Regions from separate parts of the Mus musculus genome. Here region 2 is linked to region 1. A link is a loop called in an ENCODE intact Hi-C map of the cell type or tissue named here. Cell type or tissue: left cerebral cortex. All regions are shown on one strand. Each heading gives the region's core, and the rest is flanking DNA. Links, peaks and the distances in the headings are about the cores only. Region 1 overlaps Arhgap10 (Rho GTPase activating protein 10). Region 2 overlaps Arhgap10 (Rho GTPase activating protein 10).

Region 1 (2,803 bases), core at 168-2,667:
TCTTCTCCCAGAGCCAGTATGTGTTGTAGTACAGAGGCTGTCTAGAACTCAGGAACGTGGGTGGTGGGTGGAGGTGAAGGTCCTTGTGTCTGAGACCCACAAGGCGGGAGCAGCAGCTTCGAGGAGAGATACAAAAATGACCAACACCAGGCATGCTGCAACAGCCCTACTCTCCTCGTATCAACACCAGGCACGCTGCTGCAACAGCCCTACTCTCCTCGTATCAACACCAGGCACGCTGCTGCAACAGCCCTACTCTCCTCGTATCAACAAGAGGGCAGAATGGCTTACAAGTCTCTGCGCTCTTTAGGGTCTACATGATGAACAAGAGAGCTGTTTTCAAGTGGGCATCTGTACGACTGTGAAGAGTAGAGAGAGCAAAACAGAAATGAAACTGGAAGTGCCGTCTTCAGCGCCTCTTCAAGCTCAGGACTTGCAGTTTACTCATCTCTGAGACTGATGACACTGCCAAAGCCATACCTCACTGTGCACACATCCTGTTTGTGGTTCTCGCTCTGACAGCACTATTCTAGGCAGAATGGATAGAGGACTCTGAACTGTAGCCTTCAGAGGGCATACGGTCACTGAAGGGAGCCATGCAACACTACCTAGGAAGCGTAAGAACAATAAGCCAGAAGAGGAGGCCGTGTGGACAGAGAGCTGGAAGGAGCTCTGATCTGTTATGCATTGTAATGCTAAATACTGGCCCTGGCTGCCCCAGGGACGAGGAGACCCTTATGGCATCCAGGTGCTGCTAGGAAACCTTGCTCCTTTAGCTGCTGGGCAGGAGAGGTGGGTTCCGGGGGTTGGGGGTCTGAGGAGAGGACCACAGGGGAGAGAAGATACTGTGGGATAAGGGATCATGAGAACTGACCAATCAGAGTAAGAGCTGCCCAGCCAGCCATGGCAAATCATATCGCAGGGTTACTGGCAGGGACGTAGTCATAATAAACAGCATAGATTCTGGGTAGTATCTGCCCAGCTCTGGTGCTTTAAAGGTTTATGATAAATATAAAGGTTGAGTGCCTTTTATCTGGGAACCTAGTGATCAAAAGTAGGGTAGAAACCCCGATTGAAATTAATTATTACCATAACACACATGACCTGAGTAGAAGCTATTTGAGCCAGTATCTGAAGGAGACACACATGTGGATCTGAGTTAAGACATAGTAGGCAGGGGTCAGGGTATGCCTCTGTGGTAAAGGGTGCAAGCCCCAGAAAGAAACGGGCTTACTCTGAGCAGGTGTGCAATGCATGGCACAAAGAGTCCTGGGCAGGTGTGCAGTGCATGGCACACAGGGTCCTGAGCAGGTGTGCAAGTGCATGACACATGAGGTCCTGGGCAGGTGTACATTGCATGGCCCTATGGCTTCTGAAGTCACCATCTCCAGGGCTTTCAAAGAGGAATGAGAAGGGGCCACGTGCTGGTGGAAGGAGGTGGAGTGTGGGGGCCGAGGCTGCCTCCTGCATTATACACGAGAAACGTTTAGAACAAGATGTCTAATTAAAGTGATGTGGAGGTGGAAATTAGTTTGAGGCATAAAAATCCTCTCTGAAGTAATTGAAAGTGAGAATGCAGATAATGGAGAAGAGGGGCGAAAACAGCAGTAGACCAAAAAGTCAACAGCTGCCCTTGCCGAACAGACTGGGGGGGGGGGGGGTCATGGGGGGGAGGGGGGGGGTCATGCACTGCAGGGCTTCCTGCAGAGTCTGGGGTGGAGGTGGTGGCATGACCGCTGCAGGGCTTCCTGCAGAGAATGCCACAGGCTGAGGCAACAGCCTGGAGCATCAGGTAGAGCCACGCATGGCTTCCTACAGTGACTGCAGCAAGGACAGGGCAGAGCCCCACACCTCAAGCACTGTAGTGAGGCATAATCAATACAAAAGCTATCTTCTCTTTATAAACTATGAAATATCATCCAAACATCAAAGGTATAATAAACACAAAAGGAAATATCACTTGTAGATGTCAAACAACAACGTGTGCCCTCGTGGAGTCTGTCAGAAAAGCATACAAGCTTGATTTCCTACTATTATCCTCTGGGTGCTATGTCAACAAATACATACACTGTAGAACATTATGCCCAGGTTCGTTTGTGTTTAAGAACAAGCAAACGGACAGAAAGCAGTTTTATGCTTTTGTTGGGAAGTCATAATCCTATATGGCACATCACATTATTGCTAATAAAACTTCGGTTCTAGGCTAAAGAGGTGGCTGAGTGTTTAAGGTATAAGACACTCAGTATTGACTATTGAGGTATTGAGGTCTTCAGTAGCTGAAGGGAAATGGAGAGTGTATATATGATCATATGATCATACTTCATGTTTGTGTGGTGTGTGAGTGTGTGTGTGTTCTCAACGATAAAGAACTATTTCTTCAGAAAAAAGAAGTGCATGCTGATCTTATGTAAGTCGTGCTCCCAGCACTCCTGGCCAGGCGGGTCACACCAACAGGAACTCCAGCTCCAGAGGATTCACCACTCTTCTGGCCTCTGTGGGCACTGGCAGTCATGTGTACACATGTACACATACACTGGCATTCATATGTACAGATTCCCCCATATATACATATATATATATGTAATTTTTAAAAAGTAAAAGAGATCTTTTAAAAGCCTATTATAAATAACTGTTATTAGTCAAGCCTAGGAAAGGGAGGAAAAAAGTCAAAAAAATTTAGAAAAACCTGGGGAAGCTGAGATAAGATATAAATTCCTTTCTGCTTGCATACTGAGGAGGAGGAGGAGGAGAGAAGAAGGAAAAGAAGAAGGAGGAGGAGGAGGAGGAGAGAAGAAGGAGAAGG
Region 2 (2,803 bases), core at 170-2,669, 67 kb after region 1:
AGTGCACTTGAGGCATGCACCTCCCTTATCAAGGAGGAAAGAACTGTGGTAACCTATTATGGGGCATGAAAACCACCAAGTAAGTGCCATTGAGGAACTTTGTAAATAACAAATGCTATCGCCTCTGCCTTTTTGTGCAAGCCTGAGGAGAACACACACACACACAAACACACACACACACACAAGTGACTGCTAAAAAGGCATTATGCGAGTTTACCCACCCAAAAAAGCTCTGTAACTTCTAGGTGCTCTCATGCTACAACACAAACAAACCTGGAGGACATGAAGGTTAAAAGTAACTAACTCTGAATGTTTCCGAAGGCTGTGGTCTCAAAGCACTAAAGCAGACACGAACCCAGGCCAAGGGCTCTTCACACACATTCATTCCTTCAGCAAGCCACAGCTGTCAAATGACACTGGCTCTGAAGGCAAGGAATTCTGATTTCACCAAGAGTCCTCGCTTACCTCGCCTGGTGAACTTAAAATTGCAGCTAGAACCCAGGACAAATGAGGTCAGGAATGGAGAACAGGAATAGACTACCAAATTGGTCAGACCAAATAATTTATATCAAAGTTGTAAGAACAGGTGTACCAATGTAAGACTAAGTTCTTATCAGGTTCTGTCATAAGTGCCTTAGAGACAGTACCTCATCTCATTACCACAACCACCTTTGAATACTCCCCTCATCTGACAGCTGAGGGAAACTGGGGCACAGAGAGGCCAGGATCTTACCCAAGCTCACATTGCAAACATACTGAGCTGGGAGTCAGCAGACAGTGGGGTTCTCAGGCCCACACTCCCAGGTGATTCACATTCCAGCCTGTGCTGACCCAGGACCATCCAATGCATAAAGCAAGCCATTCTACCAAGGGGCTTAGCCAGCTCCACCCTACGCCTGCCTACACCTGCCTACCAGCCTACCAGGCACTGGCTCACATTTTGAGATCAGAAGTAGAGAACTGAGACCAGGCCCCTCTCCTCATCACCCGGCAGGGGCAGGGATCCTGTATCATCCTGCTTTGAGTTAAGGCTTTTAGTACTCAGATCACATGATTTTTAATAGACACTTTTAAACTTCTCCCAGGAAAAACAGATGACTGTTTTTAAACCCTTACTTGGAAGATCACACAGTAACCCTGGAAACCACATACCAGAAGCCACTGCTCTGACAGTTTGCATCGTCATAACTCAGAATGCAACACTGAAGCCCACACAGGGATCCGAGCTGCTTCCTAGAAGAGACTTTAAGACTTATTAAGCATGATTTCCCAAGCCAGGCCTGGGCAGCTGGAATCTTACAACAGGAAGCCTTCCAATAGCCTCCTCACTACACAGAACAGGCCAACCCTAGCCAAAAGCTGTTTGCATGAAGAAATACTTCTCTTCCCAAGTGATGAACATACAGGACAGAGAAAAATTCAACCTTGTAATGAACTCGGGGAAATTATGATGAAACTCCGTTAAGTACTTGGGAGGGGTGGCCTTTTCCACATCTATAATCACCCATGAAAGCAAGGTCACAAGAGCCCACAGCAACACACATGCTCTTTATTCTTAGGTGTGTGGTGCTAGGAACCAAACTCACGGCCTCATCCACAAAGCACAGGCTCTTCTGTGATTATCTGAACTTTTTATGGACTCTTTGGGAGTGTCACATCATGCACGCCTGTCTCACTCATCTCCCCATCCCTCCATATCTACCATCCACCTCTGCACCCACTTCCCTCAAAAGAAAAGAAGAAATAAAAATAAAAACTAAGGGGCTAGAGAGATGGCTCAGCGGTTAAGTGCACTGACTGCTCTTCCAGAGGTCCTCAGTTCAATTCCCAGCAACCACATGATGGCTCATAACCACTGGTAATGGGATCTGATGCCCCCTTCTGGTGTGTTTGAAGACAGCTACAGTGTACTCATATACATAAAATAAATAAATCTTAAAAAAAAAATTAAATAAACAAAGATTAAAAAAAAAAAAAAAAACACCTTGCTGTGGAAGCTGCAGTGGGTCCCAGTACATTTACTCCAAGGTGCACCCTTCTGTCCACACATCGTCACCACAATGAGTCACTGGTCTGGTTCGAGGCCTCTGGCTCCTGCTACACTACCAGTACTGCATCCTCACCAGGACTCCTCTCAGATCTCCTGTTGATGCCCTGTGTCATGGAGGCCCTGCAGCTTTGGATCTGGAAGGCCTCCGCCTTTATCACACTCTAGCAGTTCATAGATGGGTTAGATACTGAACCCACCCCACCAGGGTGAGCTCTCCAGCACTGTCCCAGCTAGCTCACCCAATGCCGCAGCAGGCAAGGGGTATGGCCAGAGCTCCCGTGGCCACATTACCAGGGCCAGCTCTCCCACACTGCCCAGTCCAGGGGTAGGACCAGCTATGCACAGCCCTGCAACATCAAAACGGCACGGCCTAGGAGGCCAGGACCAGGGAGTCAACATGGCCTCTGGTGGTAACATGGGCCATGGACTCAGACATGCCCTCACCCCCGGCCCCCGACAGCAGCAGGACCTCAGCATGGCCTCTGGTGAGTGTTCAGCTCCTCCTCTCTTCAGAGCCCACACGCTGCTCCACTCTCATTCCCCCCCAGCTCTCCACCACATACCTGTTCATCATAGAGTCGTCCACTGCCACGGGGTGGCTGGCAAGCCTTGGGGCGGGTTCAGCCATCTGCAGCTGCAGGGCTCTTCTGTGATATTAATCCCCAGATTCACTCTTTTCAATGTTTTCAACGAACCCTACCTTTTTTTTTTTTAATGACTAGGTCCCATGTGCCCACCTTGCTCTCATTAAAT

Evidence for each region. A loop is a pair of places that touch in the nucleus more often than their neighbours do. Peaks named below come from ENCODE experiments on the same cell type or tissue, not always from the same donor. Only the 100,000 strongest peaks of a DNase experiment are listed, where the experiment ranks them.
Region 2: it touches region 1 in a loop (2.4-fold over the local background); 5 of 42 quality-filtered maps call a loop at or near these places.

Annotation. Positions count from the first base shown.
Region 1 is chr8:77,422,607-77,425,409 of GRCm38, forward strand. The region is part of intron 5 of Arhgap10 (Rho GTPase activating protein 10); the gene reads right to left. Among named protein-coding and RNA genes, the nearest start is that of 0610038B21Rik, 93 kb to the right of the region's middle. In left cerebral cortex, for the core only: no CTCF peak of the experiment used is centred there; a DNase peak (open chromatin) is centred at 1,450.
Region 2 is chr8:77,489,348-77,492,150 of GRCm38, forward strand. All of the region lies in intron 1 of Arhgap10 (Rho GTPase activating protein 10), which reads right to left. Among named protein-coding and RNA genes, the nearest start is that of 0610038B21Rik, 26 kb to the right of the region's middle. In left cerebral cortex, for the core only: no CTCF peak of the experiment used is centred there; DNase peaks (open chromatin) are centred at 1,198 and 2,158; H3K27ac peaks cover 1,379 bases.